Regions from separate parts of the Mus musculus genome. Here region 1 is linked to region 2. Evidence: chromatin loops called from intact Hi-C (ENCODE). Cell type or tissue: heart. All regions are shown on one strand.

Region 1 (8,000 bases), 160 kb before region 2:
AAAATTTATGTAGCATAAAAATACCTAATGTACATATTTCACCTCACAGTGGAAGTCAGTGGTCTCTTTTAGATTTAACTATATGGATTCAGAAAGATAAATGCAAAATGAAGTTTTAAATAGATTGGACTGGGTATAGCATACTAATCAAGAGTTGGGGGTATAGCTCAGTGATAGTGCTGGCCTAGTATGTAGAAAGCCATGGGTTCAATTCCCAACACTGAAAATCATATTTTACTCCATCCCTCTCCCCTCCCCCCATGACTATCCTCATTTAAAAAAATAATTGTATAGTGTTCCATTGTATTAGTGGGAACACTTAAAATTAATACTTGTACTTTGAGGTATATGTGTATATGTGCATGCTAGGAATTGGAGATTAAATCTGGGTAGGGTCTTTGTGCATGCTAGGAAATTGTTCTACCATTAAACAATAACCCCAACCCATTCTTACACATTTTAGCACACACACACAAAATATCCGGTGCCAAATGGTTGTCCCTGGAAACATATACACAGACTACCACAGACAGCAGATTCTATGTGTATACATATTTGAATACAGTTAGTGAAAAAAGAGGTCATGGATTTGAAGGAGGCTGGGGAAGGGTTTGGAGGGAGGAAAAGGAAGAAAGAAATATAATTAAATGTCCTCAAAAATAAAATAAAAATAGGAAATGTTAAAAAAGTGCAGAGAATTACAGAAACCATTTATTAACCTAAATAAGTAAGCATTAGTAGTTTTTCATCATTGTGTCAGAAAACTGTTTTCCTTCGGTTAGAAAAACTCACTGGATAGGGGCCAACCTTTTCACTGAAACCCAGTGTCTCTCTTCTATCTCTTAGACTCTTCTCCCAAACACCCCCCTCCCCCATTCAGGAATCTGGAGTTAGTTCATACACTGTTTTCAGAACAATCTAAGCTCTGCGGTCTCTGCGAGTCAGGTTCCTACATCAAGTCTGACTTTGTACATTTTCCTTTCTCGGGAGAACTGACGCGTGAGACCTCCTAGAGAAGCTCCTCCTGGCTGTTTCCGAGAACGTATGGATATGTTGCCGACTCAGCCCATTCAAAAACATCATTGGAGTTTTAGTCACAAGTAATGCCTATATTTAGTTTTTATCCCTGTTGAAATCCACCTGGGAGACCACAGCATGCCTCTGAGGTCTGCTGGCTCACGCCCTGAGCCGATGCTGCACACCTGCATGTGATCCTACCAGCCCCTCAGGAGCACCGTATTCTCTGCCCACCAGAACACCCCGAGAAGCTCATTGTCTCATGCCTCTTCCCATTTCTTTCATGATGAAGGGATTGGGTCTTCTTTATGTGGTCTGATGTTTCATGTGACAAAGAGGTGTCCATAACTTAACTAGAATATGGCATCCCGAATGTGCAAAAATTAGGGAGAAATGAACTGAATTGTGAAATTGTCCCACATTCTAACATGTGGATAGGAATGTTAGAAGAATCAGGGAGAAAGAAGAAGAATGGTGGGTTTTTTGTTTTGTTTTGTTTTGTTTTTGTTTTTTTGTATCCTACAATGATGCAATTATGTGTAATGGAAGGAATAGAAGAGGAGGAGGAAGAAGAGAAGGAGCAGGAAGAGGAGGACAAAGGGAGCATGAGAGACAGAGAGACCGAGAGAGGGGGAGGGGGAGGGGGAAGAGGAAGGGAGAGGAGGGCGCAGATTTCTCTAACAGAGCCAACTAGAATAAAGCAGATTTGTGAGCTTTCAAACAGCCATGGGGAGCCAAGCATTTTCTCCACTCTGGCTGGTGAGGATATGGAAAGTTCTGTTTTCTACAACTGTTTCATGACAGAACTGGGAGTGGATTCCCAGCCTTTGGACCCCCAGAGTCACTTTACAGAAGAAGGTGGCTAAACCAACCACCCTCCCTGTTAGCCACGAAGCCCTTGGGAGGAGCCACTTGTTATTTAAGGGAGAATCATCAGCCTGCCTCGGTTGGAGGGTGGAGAACACACTAGGGAAGCAAAGGATCTGCCTCGGTACACATACACTGAAGATGCCCCCATTGACCTGACGCACTGCCCGCTGGCAAGTGGTGACCTCAAGCCAGGTCACTAGAATAAGGGAATAGATGGTATCAGCTTGCTGTCTATAGGTTCCACATTCTTGGCATTGACTAGGACCGACAAAATTGCTTCTGTTCTGAACATCTACAGGCGTTGTTTTTGCTATTACCCCCTTCCCCTTGCAGTACATATAGCATTACACAGTGTTTGTGTGGAATTAAGCATGGCAGCTAGTAGATAGGTGATTGACATAAAGGGAGAATGAGCGTGGATCATGTGCGAATAGTATTTCGTTTCACAGGAGGGACTCGAGAATCCCGAGCATGTCATCTGTGAGGGATCCTGGCACTAAGCCCCTGTGGGTATGGAGGAACAACTTTCTGTAATCAGTTCTATTTTTTCCCCTAAAGTCTGAAGGGAGCAGGTCCTCAGCTATTTCTTCCACTTGCACCTTTCACACTTCAAGAGGGGCAGAGGTGATCAGATAAGATATGGTAAAGAGGCTGAAAGTAGGGAGAGAGGTTGTGTGTGTATCTCCCTGGGATAATAAGAGAATCTGTCAAAGAAATGTGGCCTGGAGAGTGTCCACAGCAGTTAGACAGAAGAGCTGGTGATGTAAAGTTGTCTAAGAACTCCCGGAGAGGAGGGGGCTTGGGTGGAACCTGAAATGACTGTCAGCTATGGGCAGGACAACAGAAGGGTGCAGGGACTTGGATGGTGGTGGAGAGAGGAAGAGACACAAGAGGGACCGATAAACAGAATTGGTGTAGTGAGGGAAAGAAGAAACTCTACTAGCTAGAGGAGAGAATTATTCTAGAATCCACATCCTATACCATCAAACCTACCAACTCAGAGTTTCCCCGCTTAAGCCACAAGTCACAAGTACATGAAACAGAGCACTCAGAACTTGTTCACATCCACACAAAGGAGCAGGGTGAGTGCCACAGCCCCAGATGGTATGGATGTCTGGTACCCAGACAACATGATGTGGCCAGCTCAGATTCTGCCAACAGGTACATTTGAGGACCACTAAGGACTGTGCCATCATATGGGCCACCCCAGTTTCATCACCTTCAGGGTTGCAAGTTGTTTGGGTTTGTCACTCTCTGGGCAGAAGAGGAAGGGAGGGACAGGGAGCCTTCACACAGCAATTCTTCAGGCTTACAGAGGAATCCCTCAGAGCTGCCGCCGCCACCACCACCACCACCACCACCACCACCACCACCACCACCACCACCACCACCTACTTTCACAAGACGCTTAAGGCCCTCATGGGTTCTAGAGTTGGAAACACTTGGGGCACTTTTCTTTTCTTGGTTCTATTACTTCAGAGGGCCTCAGTTTCCCCCTCTGTAAAGTGGGAATAATGAATGGACCTACCACTCTAGGTTTCAGGAAATAATATCCCCACAGCACCGAGTCACGGCCTGACGTGAACTTTTCAGTCATGTCTAGCTATTCTGGTGGCTGATACTGTTTTTGTTTAGAAGCATCTGCCATTCTCAAGTTTACCATTATCAAAAACAAAAGGACCACCCCGGAAGCAGTTTATTTTGTGGTCAGCCTCTTAAAGGCCCAGTGCAACTCCACGGTGAGGAAACTCTTTTGTCCAGAGAGGCTCATTCTGGGAAAACAAGGAGTCAGCTTTCCTAGGGTAAGGAGAAACTTTGTTCAGGGCAGGCCACCCTCTTTGCTGGTTCAAGCCACGCTGCTGCAGAGAGGGACACAGGTCACCTTCTGGTCACCTTATCTGTGTCCCTGTGGAACATTCACATTGATTGCACTGCATTGTGACCCTGGGCCTCTGCTCCAATCTCCCACGACAAGAGGCTGGCTGGGAGCTGCTGGAGAGCAGAGTGCTGGCTATTGTCCCTCCAGACACGTCAGGCAGTGTGATGACAAGGACCTGCTCTGAGAAGCCCTGACATCATCCTCCGGCTATGCCCACAGGACTGGCTCTTGGCACTGCCCCCTTGGGACCTCAACTCCCCCATTCCCTGGAAGTGATTAGATGAATGAGTCAGCTGTACTTTCCTGTGTACGCACGTTTAACATTCCAAGATTAAATGAGATAATTGGAGGCCTAGTTACTCTCTCCCTAGAACCTGCACCCAGGGCTATGAAGGAAGGGTCGGGCGCAATGGGAGAGGGCACCGCCTGATGTTCTACCTCCAAGTTAGTGTCCTGAAGGGCAGGGGAGCTGTTTTTATTTGGGGACAGACTGACTGACCATCCCTAACATTCTTCAGAATGAAAATGAAGCAATATCTGTTTTCCAAGGGTGAGTGCCACAGGTCATTCACATAGATGTAGATGTTGTTTAATCTTGCCTGTTGTCAAGGAGACTTGATGAGATCCAACAATATACTATAGTCTATGGCCTGGTGGTTCCTCTACTTGAGAGAACTCAACTTCTCTCAAAGGACATCAGTAGTCTTCATTATAAAATGGATGTGAACTGGTACCCAGGGTTCCCTTTCCTCAGATCTGTGACACCTCAGAAACTCCTCTTGTGTCTCTTGACCAGATCTTCATAAATCAGAAGTGCTAGCTACTATGTATATGTATTACGTGTCAGTTCTAGAGGTCAAATACTAGAGTCAAAGAATATTATCCAGTATGAACATGATATACTCCCCTGGTCTCCTTCTTCCCTTATGGGACAGCCACTCAATGTCCCTGTGTCACCTGTCAATACCTCCTGCTACCCCACAGGGATCTTGCAAGATATCCTCAACTCCAACTGCCCATCTCTCAGCAGTACTGAGGTGGGTTCCGCAGGACTGATGGCATTCAGGTCACCAGGCAGCCCTGCAGAATCGGAGGGCCACTTTCTTCCCTCAGCACCCACCCTTTCTCCCCCAAATCTGCCAGCTCCCCCATTTTAGAATCCTACCCTACTTTTCCCAGAGTTTTTCTTCAGAAAAACATTTGACATACATGCCATGGTGGATTTCTTTCCCCTAAGGATCGTTTGTACTTTGGAAGTGATTTCTCATTGTGGAATGGTAGAATTTTGTCCGTGAGAAAGTAAGGCATGCCAAGGCAAACAACCCTACCATCTGGCACAGGGCCATTGTTATTGTATATCTGCCTTTAAAATGCATGATCAGTGTCAAAACTCCTTGGTCTCTGAACATGGACCGGGTTCTGAGTGAGCTGAAGAGGTTGATTTTGAGGTAAAGCCTGTGGGTCACAGACCAAGATATGTTGAATAAAGAGGCCTTCAGATACATGACAGCTGGAAATGGATGGCCTTGGTGGGTCACACATTGGTTTCTATATTTAAAGGTTATGGTGATAAAATGAATTTATTTTTGACAACAGAGCTACATATTCTAAAACACTGGTTGAATGGAAACTGAAGTGCTGACTTAGATGGAAAACCTGGTCCAGTCCAAAGACAAGGTTAGAAACCTTTCAGTTGTAGCTGGAGCTCAGGGTCCTCCCACTCTTTGAGGAATCCAGCTGGGTTTGGTTTGCCTCAAGCCAGGAGTCAAACCTATGGACAAAACCCTGCTTCCTCTGGAGCTAAGGGATACTGGCATCCTGTGAAGAAACTGTTTAATGATCATGTGATTAGAAACTATTTACATGTGAGAAGAACCCAGGGCTCTCAGTACTGAGGAACATCTGAGTAATAACGACCACTCATAAACATAACAAGGCCATTCTGCATTCTGTAGAGAAGTTATCAGTCCCATGAATATCATGTTGGTTATAAGCCATGTCCTGACATGATGAAGTTTTTCACAAAAGGATGATAGGCAACCAGATGTCCTCTGAGTGGTGGCCGCAAGAGCCTGAGCTTTGTCTTCCTGTACAGTATGCCATTCCAGAGAGATGAGAATGAGACCAGCTGGAGTCTCTAAAACCATATTCAGAGAAGACACTCACAAGTCAGGCAGGGGATCAGTAGCTGGCATCCAATAAGAAAGAAAAGTCTGTGGTAGGAAAAGCCCAGGCGGGAAGGCTCACTGTCAAAATGTCCTTGCTTGTGTTAAGAAAGGTTCTAGATCATTCTATCTTAGGCTTTGATTAATCCTGGAGGGAGGGAGACAACGTCCCAGTAGGCCTCTCAAGTCTGGGAGGAACATAGAAACACAGCTGGAGAGAGAACCACAATGTATAAACACAACTGGAACGGCACGTGCACGAAGAAGAGGAAATACACAGAGGCTGTGGGGCTGACAGAAAACACCACACAAGCTCATCCCCGCCTTGCCACAGAGGGAATGTGGTCCCCAGGAGTAATGGGCCAGAGAATGGCTGGGTCATCTCTGCTGCTGTGAGGGCTCTAGCTGCTGTTTCTACAGCTGGACTCCAGGCAGCCTTGTGATATTTCCTAGTGTATGGCCATTTGCTTGTGAGGCCCATAAGCTCAGAAGGGGGCACAGGGATGGAGGGACACGTGTTCTATTGTCTGCTGGCACCCACTTCTGGGATTTTCTTAAACTAAAACAAATATATCTGTAGCTGTCTTCTTCAGCTATCCCTTGTTTATTCTGCACAGATTCCCTACCATACAATAGTCCCGAGTTTATTTCTCTGCTCTTTCTATGCATCGCTTGCCATATCCTGAACTGCTAACACACTTAGCAGCTTTGACTATGATAGTTAACACACTTGCAAGTTCTGATCATTGATGGAGTGTTTCCAGTGGAGTCTGGCACATTAGAAGAGAGTCAATAGCTATTAGGAAGAAATGCATGCATGGAAAGGCAATCTTATGTAGTCCATCAGTTTAGATTCCCATATGTGTTGAAGATTTGCTTGTGTGTGCTTTCTTCTGAACTAAGAGCCACCAGAGGGTGATGCTGAGTGTCTGGTTTTGCATTATTGATGGGCCCCTCACAGTCAGCAGTTAGAACAAGAATTTGTCACTTTTCCCACCTCACTTCTCCACTGTATTCCTGCCTTAATGAGCAGTGACATCATTAACTTTGCTCAAGAGAGAAACCCATGTGTCACAGGGTAATCAATGAGCATTCAATGCTGGCCATATCAGACTCTCTTTTCATACACTCAAATGCAGGACTTATTTCCAGCTCATCAGCTCTTAAAAACAAGCCTATCAGTCTTCCAATGGAGTTCTGACCTCCCCTGTCTCTCACAAGCCCACTTCACACCAAAGATATGACCCAGTCTGCAAACATAACCTGATCCTGCACACACACACACACACACACACACACACACACACACACACACACACACTCACTCACTCACTCGTGGCTCACCAGAACCAAACTTCCTGTGATAACCATTACCTATTTTTTTTAATCCCTCAAAGATTATGTTTGTCACCTCGACAGTAGTGGCCTACACCTTTAATTCTAGCACTCAGGAGACAGAGGCAGGTGGATTTCTGAGTTCAAGGGCAACCTGATCTACAGAGCAAGTTCTAGCACAGCTACACAGGACTGTTCAGGGCTACACAGAGAAACCCTGTCTTAAAAAAAAAAAGCTAAGATAGTTGGATGGATGGATGGATGGATGGATGGATGGATGGATAGATAGATAGATAGATAGATAGATAGATAGATAGATGGATGGATGGATGGATAGATAGATGATAGATAGATAGATAGATAGATAGATAGATAGATAGATAGATAGATGGTAGATAGATGGTAGATAGGTGATAATTAGGTGATAAATAGATAGTAAATAGATAAACAAAAATAAACAGAAAAAATATGTCTTCTCTAGTTATGGAATTTAAAAAATGGTTCTATCAGTGTGCTTAATTGAGAAGAACTAAGGTTTGAGACTCCTCTACTTGGAAGTCACACTATAAGCTGTTTTTGGAATTTAACCAACTTTTTTTCCATTACTGCCCCTGGCTCCCTTCCTTCAGGACTCAGTTGGAACTCAGTGTAAGTTATTGGTGGGCTCCTGATGATTGTTAAGTAAGTCTTCAGCATCTAGCTATTTTTTGTGGTGTGTGCGTGTGTGCGTGTGT
Region 2 (8,000 bases):
ACTGTTACATGAGGGATAAATCTTAAGTCTGTTCAATCAATGAGATGCTTGGTATCCACATATGAGAAAGTGGTACCATTCTGTTCCCGTTACCAAACCATCCTCTCTAAACCTATTACTCTCTAACTCAAGAACTAATGAATCCAGATGAATGTGCAACCAAGACTGGCTGTGCCCCACCCCAGAGCCTGACCGCCACCACCCAACCCTTGGTCTAGTTCAGCTACTCTGACTAATGTGTTACTGGGCCCACCTTGTTCAAGGTTACTGCATGTGGAGAACACTCCACCTCTGAACTATACTTCAGCTCTGGTCCAATGATAATTGAGAACATTACCGTCATCAGCGTCCAGAAGCATAGAACATTTCATTTTGTTTAAAAACAAAAAGTATACATGAGAACAAAAAACACAGCCACTTTTCTAAGTGGAGAGGGATCTATAGTCTAGGTGTTCATCACTCACTTAGCAGCTCCAGTCTCATAAAGCCCCAAGATCCCACCGTCGCAACGATGAAGGTCTCACAGTGTTTTGTAATGGTGAGTGGACCATGATGAGTTAATAAACAACTAACTTTAATTTTCAAAATAATCAGATGAGGAATATTCTCTTATAGTCTCCATCTTTCTCAAAGAAATTGGTGCTTGGGAAGAGTCAGCAAGCCGATTTACATCTGGAAAATGGCAAAGGCAGCCCACAGTGACGTGTCTCTGGCTCCATACCCACCTTCATGTGACTTGACTCACATGAAGCTGTCCCTATTTAGTGCCACTGCCTCTTGCAGAGAGTTGAGGGATGACTTGGTCACTGACTTCTCTGTAGTCCTGAACTCCTGTCTCCTGTATGTGACATCCCTTTCCCTGCCTCACCAGACCCATTCATCCCAGCTGATTGCAGCTTGAGAATGGTATAGACCAGAGCGGCTTGTACTGGCCAGTTTTGTGTGTCAACTTGACACAGGCTGGATTTATCACAGTGAAAGGAGCTTCAGTTGGGGAAGGGCCTCCATGAGATCCACCTGTGGGGCATTTTCTCAATTAGTGATCAAGGGAGAAAGGCGCCTTGTGGGTGGTATCATCTCTGGGCTGGGAGTCTTGGGTTCTATAAGAGAGCAAGCTGAGCAAGCCAGGGGAAGCAAGCCAGTAAGTAACATCCCTCCATGGCCTCTGCATCAGCCCCTGCTTCCTGACCTGCTTGAGTTCCAGTCCTGACTTCCTTTGGTGATGAACAGCAACGTGGAAGTTTTAGCTGAATAAACCCTTTCCTCCCCAATTTGCTTCTTGGTTGTGATGTTTGTGCAGGAATAGAAACCCTGACTAAGACACTGGCTCTAGGCCTCAAATCCTCAAATTCCCACCCTCATGTCCACCCACCAGCATGACACAGAATGAGACTTGTGTAGCAGTGGGATTAGTGAGCTAGTCTCCCTCCCCCAATATTCCCTTTCTGTCTCTGCTCCCAGAGGTGGCTCCTCCCCTAGCAAATGTTCAAACTGGCATCCCATCTCAGGATAGGCTTCACCTGTGTTGCCTGCTCCAATGATTCGGTCCTACACTGGTTGCTGGCCTTGCTCGTCCTTTCTGCTCATCCTGCCCCTCCATCTCCAGCCCTGCAGTATGTGTGGACTGGAAGCTTTCACCCGTCTCCCACTTGTGGCTACAGCCACCACCTCACACTTCACTTACTGGGGTTGGCTGAGTCCTTCTTAAGATTCCCCGTGCCATTTCTGTAATCTGATTCAGGTGGGACCAGAAGCCACCATCTCTAGGAAATTTGGCTTTTTCTCACACTTCAGACCAGTCACTTTTGCTTTGCCCTGGGAACCCTGGATGTGACATGTTCACCTTCTCTGTCTGTGATCTTCTGTGTGTCATGCTAATGAAATCACAGTCACCAGTGTCTTTAAGGTGATGATGGCTTTAAGGGCCAGAAGTGTGCTGCAATGCTGATAATAATTATATAATTAGTTCATCGACAACTTTATACACATATGACCTTATGGAACACATATATTACCCCATCCTGTTCTCTAGATGAGGAACCTGAGGCATAGAAAGGAGAAGCAATGCCAGGAAATGTGGGTTTGGCTTTGAATTCTTGTGTAAAGACTGGCCACCCTGGAGTGCAATGGCTACTTTCTAGTCATCTCCACAGAGTTTTTCTGTGCAGAGAAGTGAGCCTTCTCTTAGGAGACATATATCCATATGTTTTCTCTGGTATTTCTTGTGGTTTTTCCTCCATTAGTCAATGAGGCCTCTGTTAAACACGAAAGAAAAGAAAACCAACAAAATCCAGCTACCAAAGGAGGCATATTTTTAGCTATTGAGTCCCAAATCCCAGGTTGTGTGGTCATAAACCAAAGATGTAAAAGATTAGATGAGAAGCTGGAAGCCTTTTGCTCCAGGCCAGACTCTTCAAATCACAGAAGAAGAAGGGCCAGAGAAGCATCTTTGGGAAGGATGCCGCCCCTCTCACCACCTGCTCCATGGTCCAGTCACCCTGGGTGGGACAGCAAGACAGCTACCAGACAAGGTGGGAGGTGATAGCATCTTATGTCGTCCCTGTCCCTAGGGTTTAGATGAGGACATCCTCCTATTTAACTAAGATTATATCTCCATAACTAAGCCAAATTGGAATTCAATGTAGAAATTAAAGAGAGTTACAGAGAAATAAGGCAAGTTGTATTTTTTACACAGCTGAGAGTGGGGCCTCTGAGTAGCCATGGTCATTGATTCTAGTCTATTCAATAAAGCTATGAGGCTACTTTTTTTTATTTTTTAGCTATCCACATGCTATAGCCTTTAAGTACAGAGTAGAAAAATTGCTTTTTTTAGTGATAATTAAAAACAAAGGAGCCTTAGCAGACAAGTAGGAAGTAAATAAAGGGGGAAAAAAAGCATTGTATTAGTATTAATTGTAAGAAGTATTACCTATAAAGGCCAACTCTCTGAGGCACAGCCCACCCTGTCCTATAATGAATCTTTATTCTTCTACAAGAGAGAGTGTCTTGTGAGGATGTACTTACATTTTGTTTGGTGGACAAGTCGCGTTCTATTCCCTTCCCTCTGAACTCTAACTTGGGATAAGCCCTTAGGAAACGGAGTCTGCCTCCACCAAGCCGTCCTTCAGCCGTGTTGTTGTGCAGAAAGAAAACTGCCTGTGAATCAGCTTGGTGTCATGGAAATTATGCTTTGTGGCAAGTACGTTCGTTACGAATGGTTGCTCATAAAAACGTGCCAGCACGGATGTCACCGCAGCCATCTCAACCTGCTGTGAACCTGTCTGTGATAAATCCTGGGAAAACCAGTGAGTGCTATCTTTAGTACCCACACCGTCTTACTGGCTCGCGTCATTCACAGCTCTAAAAATACAATTTATATCATTGAATTCCTCAAATTCCTTCAGTGCTTACACTCTGATTTAAGTGGCATTAAAGCAAGGGTGATTAGGCTGAGATGCCCAAGGCTACTGACCAATGCCCTCCCTGGGGTATTAGCTGTCTATCAGATACAGTGTGTTGTTTATCAGTCTCAGACTCAGCATGGTTAGACGCCTTGGGATTGTCAGCCTGAGAGAGAAACTTTCAATGACAGTGTGTAGAGCATTCTCTGTAGAGCTGATACAGAGGAAGGGAGTCATAGAATTTAAAGTCCAATGTGGAACACTCTGTGAAGAGATGCAGGAGCCATTCATGTGAGTCAGAAGACAGGCACACACTCAGATTGCTTTGTCTGAACCAGTGGTTCTCAGCCTGGGGGTGGTGACCCCCCCTTGAAGGTCAAATGACCTTTTCATGGGGGTAGCCTAAGACTATCAAAAAACAAAAACAAAACCAAAAACAAACCAACCAAACAAACATAAAAACCCCACAGTTATTTACATCATGATTCCTAATAGTAGCAAAATTACAGTTATGAAGTAGCAACAAAAATAACTTTATAGATGGGGGGAGGGGGGTCACCACAACATTCAGAACTGTATTAAAGGGTCACAGCATTAGGAAGGTTGAGAACCACTGCACTAAACCAACAGGCTTCTCAGGACAGCTCCTAGTGAGAACCAGCTAGAATTCTCTCAGGCCCGGGCTCATTTCCCAACTCCCTTCTCTGTGAACCAGCTGGAGCAAGGAGAGAGGGAGTCTTTTGACTACTTTTAACTTTCTCCTGTGGTCCACTGGGCCACTTTTGTGTTCCTGGGGACACCCTGTTGCTGCTTCTGATAGTAGTTGTGGTGTATCTGGGTGCATGCCAAGTCAAGGCTTGGTTTGGTTCTGGAATGCTGCTTTCACAGTGAAGGGTTAGAAGTTAGGACAGGAAGTTATAGCTGCAGGAGACTGGAGAGAAAACCCTCACTGGAAAGGAGATTTAATGCCGTGAGTCACTTCTTGTGGACAGCCAGTGCTCCAAGCTCCCTGTTCTCGACCAGTAAAATGTGGCTGTGGGCCTGCCCGCCTGAACCAGAATTGCCTGCAGAACTTAACGACACCTCTGCCCACTCTGAGATTGCACTCCATCTCTTCTCACGGGGTGGAGTCTTTACTGAGCACTTTTAGACAAGAACACTTCCAGGGTCCATACCTTAAGTCTCTATGGGACAGTCTGAATTGGGGAAAGTAGCTTTCATGAGACTCCATTAGCAGGGGTCTGTTACAGTGGAATTGTTCGGAAACACAGCATCCCAGCAGGGTCAGCTCACTTTCTAGCTGGGAGCAAAGCGCTACTGAGAAGCAGTCTCTCCTAGGACCACATAAGGTACAGTCTTAGGTGGGGGTGAAGCTTAGTAAGTCTGAAGTACGTTGACATAACTGATGCTCTCAACATTTTGATGTAATTAAAATTGGGTACCCATAAATACAGTCACTGCATACATATACACACAGACACATATACATACATGCCACAATACACACATTTATACATACCCTATACATACAACCAAACACATATCACATATATACACACCCTATACATCACACATATGCACACCAAGCATATACCACACACACACACACACACACACACACACACACCATGCACATACACACATGCACACCCCCTAGCCCCTGCTTTTTCCAGAGTCTAGTTTGATACCTTGTATTGACAAGGGTCAGATTTAAAATATTATCTTGATGGAACCTTCATTCTGCCATTAATACATGTCTTATGCAATTCAGGACCCCGTCCTGTGACATAAGTGACTTGAAGAAAAATTATGGATGTAAAAAATCCTATTAATGAGCAAACCCCTCCCCACCAGCTGTGCTCCAGGGGTTCTGGGCTTGGTTACCAGCTTCTCGATGTGCAGCGATTTGACTGGTATGTAATACTCTCTCATTTTTCCTGATAGGGACGGCTAAGCACATTATGTTCTCTCTCCCAGTTGGCAGCTCAACAAAGGCCAGCCATAAAACCCTCCACTTGTGTAATAAACTGTTGTACAATCTACTGCTTATGAACAAGGTCCCTGAAAATGTGCAACCTTTCTGCACGTTAAACACAAAACAGATGGAGGCTTGAAAATAACTTTCTTCTTCAGGGGAGGGGAAAGTCCAAGAAGGAAAGAGAAGCCCAGGAGTCCTAACCGGGGGCTGAACTCTGCCCCAGGTCGGGGGGCAGCTCCATACCTGGGGGAGCCTATCAGGCAGCTGGATGGGGGAGGCTTCAAGGAACCTGGAAACACGTTCCTGGATCTTCCAAGCCAAGCAGGTAGAGCAGGCGGTCCAGTGAGACCCTTGAGCCTATTTTGTAAACTTCCCAAATGCAGTGATGCTTGGGGGCTCTGCTTCCTGATCCCTGTAGAAACATTGCTAGGGATACAAACAGTCCTGCTTGGCTGGTTCCCTGATTTTCTACTTGCTAGCCTTATATATGTGAAAAGGCAAATGTAGATAATTGTGAAGTAGAAGAACTGATAGAACCAGGAGTGTAATGATGTACGTGTTCTACACACATGCATGTGTTCATCATTGTCTATCTTTTATATTTTGGGTGGAACTTTAAGTACTTCTGTTAAAATGCACGTTTTATCACATATCACAGTGCATGCATGGCTTTATCTGTGGAAGTGACTGAGACTTGCTATTAATCAGAGCTGAACATCCTCGGACATACCCATGCTGGCTTTTGAAAGTGGCACATGTGTTCATGCCATGGAGCCCAAATGGCAGAAGCCAGCTGTCTTATATGATGTAATGATACTCACAGAGGTCTCTTCCCATATGAGATCTTGTGAGGGAGGACGAGACCATCAGTGGGAGCATTGTACCCCATGATTGAGGACTTCTAACGTTTTTGTCAGTCAGCATACAGTCAGGAAGATAGAAAGTACACTAGTATTCCAAACAAGCAAGATCTAACCTGGGACTTGATTGTTCAGATGTTGGAAGACCAAGAGAGAACAATGGGGATGGAGGGTACCATCCCTGCAATGCTGAAACAAAAGGAGATGAGAGGTACAGAAAGACTGCTCTTTCCTAGAAGGGATGTAGCTATTATGGATGGCCTCTCAGGAAGCAATAGAACATTTTGGAAATGTTGAGAGAGTCTGGCATCTCCATCTAGAGAAATATTGACATGGAAAACCCAGTCCATGTCCTCTACAACAACAACAAAAGGTGAGACTCAGTGGCAGCCTCAGACAGACCACAGGACTCCAGGCTTTGGAGATGAGCAGGGGGTGGGCGTAAGAATTGACACATGGTCCAGTTTTAGCCGGAGACTCCTGCTAGGTAGAATGGTGGAACAGTCCATCTGAGAACAAAGCTGGCAAGGAGTGCCTAACAGGTGGGTAGCATATACACTGTGAACACGCTGACCAGAGGATGAGCTGTGGCATCGGCACAACACCATGGGAATGGTGGTATGGTAAACCAAGTCTGTGTGAACTGTCCGAGACAGGGTGACAAAGAGAAAAACTGAGCATCTCGCAGAAGTGAGAAGAGGATGTATGGAGTTGGATTTCATATTTCAGAAAACCAGCTCACATCATCACCCAACACCGGAAGCTCTCAGTCTCGTCCACCTGACTCTATGGGAGTTGATCAGTTAGAGAGAAAGGGAGAGAATGACAGAGTCATTGCCTCAAATCAGGCAGCTGCTCAATATCCAAGTGTGCCCTGCTGTATGCAGCCGTCGGCTGGAACACTGTAGCCAATAACGGTACAATACATTTTCATTTAACTGTTCCTGTTCCAAACATCTTAACTTATCTAAGCCTCCTGTAAACCACGGGAGAGGAAAAAGTCACAGCATCCTGATTTGTCGTCTTCACCTTATGGGTGGAGTGTGGTCATGCTAAGTGAGGAGCCAGGTCATGACCTAAGTCGCATGCAACCACCCACTGTTCGGCCATGACATAAAAATCCAAGAGCGCCTTGGTTTTAATCAGGACTCAGGCAACCTGTCAAACGTGAAGATAGACCACACATGGCTACCGTGATAGTCTCACCCCTATTCCAGCAGCTCCAGTTACCACAGCTTCAGACACCCAGGGTAAATTTCAGTCGGAAATACTAAATGGAAAATAACAGAAAGGAACAGTACTTAGATGTTAAGTAGCAGATTCCCATGCCGATGCCGTGACTCGTCCTCTGGTCAGCGTGTTCACAGTGTATACGCTACCCTCCTGTTAGGCACTTACCGCCTGCTTTGTTCTCAGATGAACTGCGGCAATATCCCAGTGTCTGTGCCTATGACACCTGTCATGAGAGTGAGAGGCAGGCAGACCATAGTCGTAGACATTTTATTAGAGTATGTTGGTATGATTGTTCCGTTTTGTTGTTGCTGACCCATCGCTTTATATAAGTCATAAATTAGTCTTTCTTATAGATAGCTGTGCCTGGGGAAAAGTGTAATGTATGTGTACATACATGGTTTGGCACTCTCCAAGGTTTCATATGTCTCTGAGTATAAAGCATGCCTGTTGGGCTCATGCCTGTCCCTGGGCAGGTGCCCATCTACTGCTCTGCATTGCTGGGCTTGCAGATGCCTTGCCTTACACAGA

What was found. Peaks named below come from ENCODE experiments on the same cell type or tissue, not always from the same donor. Only the 100,000 strongest peaks of a DNase experiment are listed, where the experiment ranks them.
Region 1: it touches region 2 in a loop (4-fold over the local background); 3 of 42 quality-filtered maps call a loop at or near these places.

Annotation. Positions count from the first base shown.
Region 1 is chr11:65,205,711-65,213,710 of GRCm38, forward strand. The region is part of intron 5 of Myocd (myocardin); the gene reads right to left. Among named protein-coding and RNA genes, the nearest start is that of Arhgap44, 47 kb to the left of the region's middle. RefSeq lists an enhancer at 3,145-4,747. In heart, a CTCF peak has its summit at 6,834 (motif pointing right); a DNase peak (open chromatin) is centred at 3,831; H3K27ac peaks cover 5,367 bases.
Region 2 is chr11:65,362,652-65,370,651 of GRCm38, forward strand. No RefSeq gene overlaps it. Among named protein-coding and RNA genes, the nearest start is that of Gm12295, 79 kb to the left of the region's middle. In heart, no CTCF peak of the experiment used is centred here; a DNase peak (open chromatin) is centred at 4,320; H3K4me3 peaks cover 537 bases; H3K27ac peaks cover 5,273 bases.